Linked DNA regions of Homo sapiens: regions 1 and 2 are each linked to region 3. Evidence: chromatin contacts called from ENCODE Hi-C or POLR2A ChIA-PET data. All regions are on one chromosome and are shown on one strand. Each heading gives the region's core, a stretch centred on a gene start or an enhancer-like site at or near the end of the contact. The rest is flanking DNA. Distances are from core to core; before and after follow the strand shown. Region 1 overlaps ATP6V1G3 (ATPase H+ transporting V1 subunit G3). Region 2 holds the start of ASPM (assembly factor for spindle microtubules). Region 3 holds the start of DENND1B (DENN domain containing 1B).

Evidence for each region. Hi-C counts contacts between places; a loop is a spot of excess contacts on that map. ChIA-PET counts read pairs that join two places held with the same protein, here RNA polymerase II (POLR2A). Pooled maps may share reads with other maps.
Region 1: a loop to region 3 is called in a map of naive thymus-derived CD4-positive, alpha-beta T cell, with 5 times the contacts of the local background. The contact joins the enhancer-like site here to the promoter of DENND1B in region 3. A Hi-C loop is called at or near these places in 1 of 168 maps with a recorded cell type or tissue (naive thymus-derived CD4-positive, alpha-beta T cell), 3 of 37 single-sample maps with no recorded cell type and 13 of 50 pooled maps. POLR2A ChIA-PET finds 5 or more read pairs at or near these places in 1 of 52 experiments (activated naive CD4-positive, alpha-beta T cell).
Region 2: a map of OCI-LY7 shows a loop between it and region 3 (2.9-fold over the local background). The contact joins the promoter of ASPM here to the promoter of DENND1B in region 3. A Hi-C loop is called at or near these places in 3 of 168 maps with a recorded cell type or tissue (OCI-LY7 and naive thymus-derived CD4-positive, alpha-beta T cell), 1 of 37 single-sample maps with no recorded cell type and 13 of 50 pooled maps.

What each region holds. Positions count from the first base shown.
Region 1 is chr1:198,521,346-198,525,012 of GRCh38, forward strand. ATP6V1G3 (ATPase H+ transporting V1 subunit G3) reads right to left here. Exons shown (of 3, transcript NM_001376861.1): 3 at 1,877-2,219. The coding sequence ends at 2,046. Among named protein-coding and RNA genes, the nearest start is that of ATP6V1G3, 18 kb to the right of the region's middle. Within about 2 kb of position 2,011, at least 4 of the 41 ENCODE cell types and tissues checked have a DNase peak (open chromatin) inside an H3K27ac peak, as active enhancers do.
Region 2 is chr1:197,144,528-197,148,081 of GRCh38, forward strand. ASPM (assembly factor for spindle microtubules) reads right to left here and starts at 2,142. Exons shown (of 28, transcript NM_018136.5): 1 at 1,614-2,142. The coding sequence starts at 1,910. RefSeq lists a silencer at 1,647-1,826.
Region 3 is chr1:197,773,957-197,777,544 of GRCh38, forward strand. DENND1B (DENN domain containing 1B) reads right to left here and starts at 1,524. Exons shown (of 23, transcript NM_001195215.2): 1 at 1,183-1,524. The coding sequence starts at 1,199. RefSeq lists silencers at 872-1,381, 1,532-1,731, 2,023-2,317 and an enhancer at 2,692-2,741.

The DNA of each region.
Region 1 (3,667 bases), core at 761-3,260, 750 kb after region 3:
TTATGATATAAGGCAAATCACAATGCTATCTTTTTCAGAATTATCTTTTCACGTGATAACTCCCAAAATGTGCAATTTTACTCATTATTTTATTTATCTAAGCTTTGCAGAATAGAGTAATTGAATTCTCCAAATCTGTGTTGAGTAGAAATCCTCCAACACTGTCCTAATGTCAGGGAGACACAACTTTAATTGATGCCTTCTCCTCCACCCCCCTCAAAAAATGGGAGCCAGTGTTCCTAGGAATATTTGATATCTTTCTCTTCTTTAATTGGCAATCAGTTCTCATTCTAATAAATGGGGAAATATACCACATAAAACCAATCAACTGGTTTGGTTTTCCTTGCCCCCAAAGTTGGGAAAATGGAGAAACAAATAGAATTCAAATTTTGCTCCATTTACCTAACATGCATATAAAATTGACTATTTCCGAGGTACTAAGATATGTGGTAAAATTTTAACTTTTTCTCCTAAAAAGAAACAATGATACTAGTGATCTAAAACAGGGGTCCCCAGTGCCTGGGCCACAGACTGGTACCTGTCTGTGGCTTGTTAGGAACCGGGCCACACAGCAGAAGGTGAGTGGTAGTTGAGCAAGCATTACCACCTGAGCATGGCCTCCTGTCAAATCAGCAGCGGCATTAGATTATCATAGGAGCGCGAATCCTATTGTGAACTGCACATGTGAGGGATTTAGGTTGCATGTCCCTTATGAGACTCTAATGCCTGATGATCTGAGGTGGAACAATTTCATCCCAAAACTATCTTACCCCACTACCCCTCCATTCTTGGAAAAATTGTCTTCCACGAAACTGGTCCCTGGTGCTAAAAAGGTTGGGGACCACTGATCTAAAACAATGATCAATTAAAACCATTTCAGTTTATGATTTTAATTCCAGTCTAAACAAAAGTTAATTATTGTTACCAAACTATACATATAATCAGAGATTCATATAATTGAAGATTATATGAATAGTTTGGTGACAATAATTAACTTTTGTTTAGACTGGAATTAAAATTTGTCTGCATATATTACTGGAAAATCAAAGACTTTATAGCACCCATGCTTCTTACTAATGCAAATATAGGAGCTGTGCAGGTAAGCAGTTTGGTAAGAAGTAAAGGGTGTGAACATTGGAGTCACATTGCCCAGTTCAAAGCTCAGTGCTGCCACTGTTATCCAAACAACTCCAGATAAGTTCCTTCATCTTTGCATCTCATTTTGTAAAACAAGAGCACTAATACTGCTTACAAGGTAGGATTGAGATGATATATACATTGCACTAACAAAATACTTAGTATTTAACAAGAGTTTAGCTTAGCTGTAACTAGGAGACTGGGCTAGTGGCACACTAACCTAGTATATCTCCTGGGAGTTTTCTTTGTATTTCTTTTTTTTTTTTTTCAAAGCTCCAAAATCTATGTTATTAGCTTATTTATCATTTACTTTTTTCTTTTAAAAATAATATCTGTTTAGTTGAGGTCAGACAGACAGAATGATTATAAACCCCATCTATGTTTAAAAGTGGCTATATAACCCATCATTCTTTGTCTCTATCTCTCTGTTTTACTGGTTTCCCATTGATTACTGAATTAAATAAGACCCTTGACATGTTCATTTTTAGATCTGTTGAAGAGTCATAATTATATCTTGCTTAAAGATTATCTTTTAGCAAATTACCATTTAATACAATTAAGAGCACATTTTCTAAATCGATGAAAAGGAGAAGAAATAAAAAACCCATGCCCACTAAAAAGCTGTCATGACCATGTTTTTCTTTCAAGTGTTAAAAAACATGTTACTATTTTGCATTCTTGACTTACTCCAAGTTAAGTGACAAGGTCATAATTATTACTAGAAAAGATATAGCAACAGTTGTATTTTGTTTTGTTTAATTCAGTGCCGATGTATGAGTTATGTCACATTTCCTGTAAATGTAAATTTAAGGTTCTCATTTCAAATTTCTCAACATAAAAATACGAAGCCATAAGCAACCAGGTGGCACTCACACACCTTTTTTTTTCTTGAAAACTGTGATGTACATTTAGTTGGTGGCTCTGTAGTTCACATGGATTTCTGGTTTCATGTCACAGACCATGCTCAAGAGCTGGTTCATCACACTTTCCATATACTTATTGTAGTGTCCATTAAGTTCTTGTATCTTCCCTAGTGTTTGTTCTTCTATTTCATCTGAGAGATTATTCTGAGAGCCCATTATCTACCAAAACAAAACAGACAGAATTCACATCATAATACAATTGTTTTACAAGTTAAATTTGTCCTAGCCTGTTTACTGATGATTGTCCTACAATGCACAATTATGTACTCCTTTTCTAGATTTTTTCAGAGAACCAACAAGATCATCAATGCCATGAGTGGGAAGGATGAACTTTCATAAAATATTGAAACTGGTCATAGCAGATTACTTTCACTTTTAACCAACCTCCACATGGTACAAATTGAATACACATTTATAATCATTAAACCATGCCCAGAAGTTCTTTTCCATCACATTTTTCATGTATTTATGACAGTTTCCATTTAGTTCCCATATATTCCCTATTGTTTATTTTCTGAATTATAAGTCTGGAAAACAGAGTTGAAAGACACCATTAAACTCACTTTTGCTGTTTTTTAAAGAGTGTTTAAAAGTTTTAAACAGTTGCTGGTTTTTAAAGAGTGTTTTTCTATTTTTAAAATACATTATCTGAACTGTATCTTGCTTTTATCAGGAAGACAGTCACAATGTGCGCTCTAAGATACTTTTATATGCACAATTTTTTTTTTTTTTTTTTTTAGATGGGTTCTCACTGTGTCGCCCAGGCTGGAGTGCAATAGCGTAGTCTTGGCTCACTGCAACCTTCGCCTCCCAGGTTCAAGCGATTCTCCCACCTCAGCCTCACAAGTAGCTGGGACTACAGGCGTGTGCCATGATACCCTGCTAATTTTTGTATTTTTAGTAGAGACCGGGTTTCACTTTGTTGGCCAGGCTGGTCTCGAACTCCTGACCTGGTAATCCGCCTTCCTCAGCCTCCCAAAGTGCTGGGATTACAAGTGTGAGTCACAGCGCCTGGCTGCCGAAGTGTGTTTCTTTGGGTAATAGATATTATCTTGAACACTTAGTGTAAGTTGTACTTCTTTAAAATTGAGTGTGCTTGTTCATTTAGTTACATCATAATTGTAGACACAGTTTAATATATCTTTCTAATTGCTCTTTAATTGGCAGTGATTCCCAGTATTTTCTATTATCTCCTCTTTCCTCATAGCTTCTTTATCAAGGAATGATTTGACCAAAATATAATTTCACCAGAGGAGTTAACAATTTAAAGGAATTCTGCAGTGAAACACTTTGAAAGTTAGCCTTTACTAAAGCAAAAAAAATCAACTCCTAACGTATCTCCTTTGTAAACTTAGTCTTTCCTACACATGGCATTTTAAAGGCAAGAAGACTGTTTTATGTTTGTTTGCTTTTTCCGTCTGAGAGTGTTTAGGAAAAGTATGCATTTAATTTAATCCAAGATACTCCAGTAATGATTGACTTCTACTTCAGGGTTGTTAGACTATTCTAAATTCTAAAATCTGCATGATCTTTTTGAGTCCTAGGCTTGAAATCAAATGCCACTGAGGCGCTTGGGTTCAAGTTCTTTCTGTTTACAGTCCAGGCAA
Region 2 (3,554 bases), core at 892-3,391, 630 kb before region 3:
AGGTCCACATCATCATACTGAGATTTCTTAAACAGGTATTATTGTTCCAGGCATAAGTGCAGGTATCCTGTAAAACTCATTTAATGCTAACATCCCTAGGAAGCAGGTATTATGATTATGCACATTTTACAGATGAAGTAACTAACATCCAGAAAAGTCTGCCAAAGTCACGCAGGTACCTATTAGAACCCAGGCAGTCTAATGCCAGAGTTTGGACTTTAACATCTACACCCCACACCCTGGCAGGTAGACAGAATCTGCCAAATTTAAACGCTGACATGACAAAACAAATTTTGTTTTTCAGGAGAAACAGACAAGTTTCTGTTTTAAAGGAGAAATAATATAACATCATAAACAACTAATTTTAAAAAATAAGAATGGTGCATTTTTACTCTATAAAATAGTTTATTCTAAAAATACCACAAAATTTAGTTCCACATTATAACAAAAAAGAGTAAGTTGAAGTATTATGTGGATAGAAAAGAAATCTGTCTTTCCAAAGAAAGGAAAGCAGGCAGTGATTCATGAAACAGAGGGGCGGGGTGGGTAGGTTCTGAAGTGTAGATAGATGAACCATTGGTGACACACAAGTTAAGGGACCTCAGATTAGAATCTCTTTTTTCTGCCTAATGAAGTGGTTATTAGCCTACTAGTTCAGACCTCCTCGGCTAACGGTTTTCATACTTTTGGTGATTCTACTCAATGGAAAGGTCACAGCAGTCAAAATAAAAACATAAATTCTCCAGTCTTTGGTGAAGGGGATTGGAGCATTACTCTTGCAAATGCAATGCAGTAAAAGAAAGCTACAGGAGTTCTTGAAACAACATTTATAAAATTAAATTTGATGCAGCATTAAAATTACACTTAACAGCAAAGAAAAAAAGGACTAAAATACTAAAGTGTGCATACATACTACACGTATATATTGAAAACAACTCTGAATAGGTTTTTTTGGTTTTTATTGTAGGCATTTAGCCAGAACAAAGCTCACTATTTCACCGGAAAAAAAAACCAGTTACCTCGACTCTAAGGGTACATATGGAAACTAAAATGCATATTAAGATGGCTGATAGAAATTTTAAAAAAAGCTGCTTTAACCAACCAAGGTACTCCTGTCAATCTTAAAAAAGTGTTAAAAAAGTGCATTGTCTATTAATTTAGAACGGCAAGGCTATTTCACAACGCCTTAAGTCTAGTAAAAGTGCTTGTCAATTTAACAGAGAAGTCTATATAACTTGCTCCTAAAGATGCTAAGTGCGCGCGCGTTTATGTGTTGTCCCCGCCCAAGTTAGCGTCTATCCTAGCCTTCAATTAGAGAATATATATATATATATATATATAATATTGACACATATATATATACTCACACACATGTGTATGCGTCAAGGGCCCACCCACAGTTATTGAAAAGGAACTGACTTCACTCTCTAAGGGTCTTTTCTGATTTCTTTTCCAAGAGCCACCCACAGTTATTGAGTGAAAGGGAACTGACTTTATTCTCTAAGGGTCTTTTCTGATTTCTTCTCCAATCGTCAACCTTCCTGAGGAGGGTGGCAGGAAAGATAGCGGAGAAGCAGAACACCGGCCTGGAGCACGCTCCTCCTGAGACCTACCTGCAACACGAAACAGCGCTGCGACACACTGAAGCCCAGGTCCGCGGCCGGGAAGTGGGAGATCTTCACTTCTGCCACCTCCTCGTTAGGGTTGTCTAGGGCCAGAGACAGCGTCCGTGAGGCTCCCAGGAGAACGTCCCCGAAGCAAAGGAAAGGAGACCTGCAGAAGTGGCTGAGAGACAGGACCGGCGGGGAAGACGCCTCCTCCTCGGCCGCGGGGCCCCGCAGCCCCGCGGGCGGCCTCCGCTCGGTCGGGCTCACTTCCCAGCAGCCTCGCCCCACTCGCCGGTTCGCCATGGCAGATTCGAGACCCCTCCTGGATCTCCTTGCCCCGCTCCCACGAGGCGGCTCCGGAGCGGGGATCCGGGACTTACGCTGACCGCTTCCCCTCAGGGGCGGCTGTAGAGGTCGTGGGAGTGAATTCGGCCCTTTTTCTTTTCCACTAACCTACTCCCTAGAAAACAGAAAACAAGCCCAATAAACTCGCAAATTAAAAAGAGGAGCCAAACAAGTATGGCGTTTTGACTCTGTTTAAACTTGCCGCCTCCACCAATGAGGACCTCCGGGCACCGCCCTCCTCGTCACGGGACCAATCGGTGAGCAGCATCCCCTGGCCAATGAGACGGCGGCGCTTCATTTGAATGATTGCATCCGGCCGCCAATCGCTATCTGCGGAGGAGGTGAGAACGGTAGCGGAATCCTGGCCACCGTCTAAAACCCGGGGCTTAGAATTGAAATTCGTCTTTATATTTTTGGTTGTGCTGAAGGGAAGGGAGTCACAGCATTTCCACAATACATGTAGTAATCATTGCGGTTTCCAGGAACAATCATAGATAAAACTGTTACGTAGGCAAAAATTGGTTTATGCCACTCCTCTCATATGCATACCCCGCCCAGAATTATATTAACTTTACTGTCGCGGTTTCCAGGGCTGAATGGTAGAGATGTAAAGATAATTAGTTTGTATGAACATGCTTATTTTAGTGACAACATAGCAGGGACTCAGTACATTTACATGCTGTTAATTACCTCGGGACGCTGGGAGCAAAACCAGGTAAACAAATGAAACCTGAGATTACCAGTAATTCATAAATGATTGTTTTGACTGGCAATGCCCTTCACAAATATCTTATTAGTTTTTATTTCAATTGTAGGGATCTAATAATAATTATAGCTTACATATTAGGGATTTTTTAAATTATTTATTTATTTTGAGATGGAGTCTCGCTCTGTCTCCCAGGCTGGAGTGCAGTGACGTGATCTTGGTTCACTGCAACCTCCGCCTCCCGGGTTCAAGCGATTCTCCTGCCTCAGCCTCCCAAGTAGCTGGAATTAGAGGCGCGCCTCACCACGACTGGCTAATTTTTGTATTTTTGGTAGAGAGGGGAGTTCGCCATGTTGGCCAGGCTGGTCTGGAACTCCTGGCCTCAAGTGATCCGCCTGCCTCCGCCTCGGCCTCCCAAAGTGCTGGGATTACAGGCCTGAGCGGCGCCCGACCCTAGGCTAGGGATTTTTTAAAAATCCTTTACCTATTTATCTCAACCTTTGCCTTAAACCTACGAGGTATCTCTTAGGGCGTAGGTACCATTATTTGTATCTTACAGATGAGGAATACAGGTCATACAGCTAAGTAGGAAGTGGCATAACCCAGATAGGTACACATGCCTGTAATCCCAGCAGTTTGGCCCTAGTCTTGCTCTTACCCACTACACTATATTGCCTCTAAAGGCAGTAGAAAACTTAAAAAATAAAAATAATGTCTGGATGTATGTATGGTTACACAAAACATGTAAAAAGAGAAGTCAATGGGAAATCAAAATAAGGAAGATGAGACATGAAATTATATTCAATGGTGTCCAATTTCACCTGAAGTTGGACCTTAACAATATTTAAACGAAATTTTTCCACTGGGCACGGTGGCTCAAGCCTGTAACCCAGCAC
Region 3 (3,588 bases), core at 274-2,773:
GCATTTCTTTTTTTGGAAGCTTTTCTTATAAGATATGAATCTGGAAACATAGGAAGTGACAAGACATATAAATTAACATGCAAATATACATTTTTTTAGCCTTTCCGCTATTAACTTGTTTCAATGGGAATAATCTGGGCTCAGATGACTTCCTCCCTCTTAAAACAATTAATGTCAAGAAGCATACTATTTTTACTCACTTACCCTGCCCACCATGATGTCAAACACACTGAAGAAAATAATTCTATTACATAATTTCCCTCTTTCCCTAATATTCTTTAGAATTTCTCTTAGGTGTAAAAGTTAAATATTGACTCAGTTTTACTTCTGTGAAATTCAAACGGCCTTTCACAATAATACAAATATACATGGCATTATTTTAAACTTTTTGAGAAGGAGATAGTAAAGGGTGGGTAAGCGAAGTAAAAAGGAATTCTTTCCAAAGTTAAGTTTCAGAAGAAAAATATAAAACTCATGCCTCTAAGATACCTAGAAACAAAATCACCACCGTTATTAAAATTGCTTTTTACCTAATCTCCTGAGCAAAGTAGTCGTTGATAAATACTTTAGCACACACATAAAAGTACCCTCTAATTGGATACCGTTTTGCAAGAACCATGCATCTACAGTTGCTGCATAAAGAAACACCAGAGACCAATCTAATTTTATAAGCAGAATCATAAGAAAACATCCAAGACAAAAGTAACAAACGGACTTAAGAAAACACCGGTTATATTTAATGCTCAGAGAGCACTCGGAATAATAACCTCTTAACCTCAACGCTGACTCCCTCCCGGACACCACACGCACACAGGCAGCCCCAGGAGAGTCACATCTGACACACTCGGGGGAAGCACGAGAACCCCTCAGCGGCGGTGTCAGGGGCCGCCCGGCCTCCCCTGTCCCCCGAAAGGCGGGCGTCGACAAGGCGCTAGTGGCCTCTCCGGGAGGAGCCGCGCCAACCACGGAGGGCCGGGGACGCAGGGCGGGCAGGCTTTGCGGCCTAGCGCCGTCCCGCCGGCCGGCCAGAGGCTTGGGGGCCGGACCGCACCCCCAGCCCGCCCGGCCAACCTCGGCCGCCCGGGGAGCCGGTTGAGCGCGGAGGCGCGGAGGAGCCGAGCTGGCCTGGGAGGGGCCGCCGAGGGACGCCCGCCCCCGACGCGCCCGGGCCCCCCCACTCACTTGGTCCTGCAGTCCATGGTTACATGTCGGTGTGGGGCTGTCCGTCCGGCCCCCGCGCGCTGGCCTGGAAGCCCGCAGCCCGGCCGCGCGAGGGTCGCGCCGTCCCCGCCCACGCCGGCGGCCACACAGGGAAAGAGGCTGCTCACAGCAGCCGTGGCGGCGGGCCCATGTCGGCTGCGCCCCCGGCACTTCCCCGCCTCCCACCCCACCCACCAGAGCCTTTCTGTGACAGCAGCGGTGGCGTGGCCGCCGCCCCCGTCTCCGCCGGTAGCCGCCACCAAAGCTGAGGCCTCTCAGTTCCTGCGACCGGGGCCGCCCGCTGCGGCTCCTGCACCTTCTTGCAAATCAGGAAGTCGCCGGGAGGGGGAAGGGGCGCGCGGGGACGCGCCCAGCGGCTTCACCTGGGCCGTGCGGCTCGCAAGTCGGAGACTGTGGAGGAGGCGGGGGCCAGGTCCCCGCGCCCGGGCGGCCAGAGGGTGCAGGGGGAGCGCTAGTGCCTGCTGGGATGGCCCACGTACCGCTTTGCCACCTAGCCAGAAAGGCAAGGTGCCCCCTGTGTCCTCAGCATGAACCAAACCGGCTTCCTTTCTGGGTCCAGTCCAGATTCCAGGGCGTCGGGGCTGCAACCCCACAAAGGGCGAAGTACCTGGAAAAGTACCTCGACCTGCAGTGTTTTCCACACACATACACACGGACTTGGGTTCCTTTCATTTCATACTACAAATTCAGAGCTCAAGTTGATGCCCCTGGCTCTTGCGTCACTCCAGCTGTGGCCTGCTTACAGCTCTCTGAAATCCAGAGCTACCCCCTCCTGATTCAGGAATGTTCAGACATGTGCACCTGCTAAATAGCCCTGTCAAGTAGCCAAATGGTAGTGCCCCACTTGTCTGCGCATGTGGGAGGCAGACATTCCTATACCACAGACTGCAGTGATAACCAAGGACTAACTTTTGAACACATGTACATAGTCGCAGGCCTCATAGTCTGGCAGTTTAGGCGAGTTCAGAGAGGGCACCACTGAATAAGCGTGGGAGGGACTGATTTACACAGCCCTAAAGCACATGTGAAGCAGGTTATGTGCACTCTCACCCAGTACTTGTCATAGGTGTGTGATAGATACTTTCATCAGCATTTTACAGATGAAGAAACCAGGGAGTAATGGCAAAGCTGGAGTTCACACCAGGTCTATCTGATGCTGATTATTTACTTCTACCTCATATTGCCTGTCTCCCTCCTCTGCTGTCTCATATTTAGGATCTACTGAGAAGACAGGTAGAAAAGTCTTATGATGGACATTCAAATGACTGTGGAAGGCCAGGCTCTTACACAGAGATCTTCTGGGAAAGGCCTTCTCCCAGCTAACACTGCCACCCTTGACACATAGCCACAGTGTTTCTTCCAAAAGGTGGTTACTTCAGACTTTATTCATGCAGAAGTTAAGATGATGAGAGGAAACCAAATGTGGTATGAATGTAGTGTGAGTCATAAGACATAAAAGTCAGAAAAGGAGTCTTAAGAATTAAAAAACTCAAGAGTCAGAGAACCTGAAGTTGCACTCAGTTATATAACCTTAAACTTTCTTGCCAAAATTGGGTACTACTTGGTCAACAGGATCAGAAATATTGTATAGCCATGGGCCTGTTAGTAAAAAATGAGGACGGGCCATAACTGGGAAACAAACAAACAAAAAAAAAATGTGTTTATCATAAAGTGTTGTCATAGCTTGACTCGGGGTGAGACACTTCAGTTTCTCGGTTCCTACATTTGTAAAATGGGAATTATTACTTGTACATCACATGAGCAGTGTGATGTTCAAGTAAAACAGGTGCTACAAATTTGTATTATCTTTTGAGAAATTATTCTGTGAATTTCAGTTTCACAATTAGGCAAACTATACTACATAAGTTTTCTTTTCCCAAATAAAGATTTTTCTGCATAAGTGACCATACTCCAAAGCCTTGAAAAAAAAAATTCGTAAGCTAAAAGCCACTTCTGCCCCAACTGTTACTGAATTTCTCAAACTTCTCCTTTCATTATAATTAATTATTTCCAAAGAAAGGAACCCTACTTGGGGTGACCATATTGAGGACTTTTTAATTTGGTGTGAGGAGATAATAATACAATTGTTTTCCTCATCCATTGTTGGGATTTTATTTTAAATGACAGTCATACCCTTGAACAGTATAAAATTGTTCTTCATTCCATTTATGTTAAGTACATCGAGGGAAATACTACACATTCGCATCCCAAAGCAAATCTTTTTAAGTGAGCTTTTAGGCTGACCATAATGAAGAGATTTATCTGTTCTGTTATTACTGAAATAAAAGGGATAGGAACATAGGTGTACATGATCTACATGCATGAGGTGTTAAAAAATTAGAAAACAAATATCATACACTTACCTTG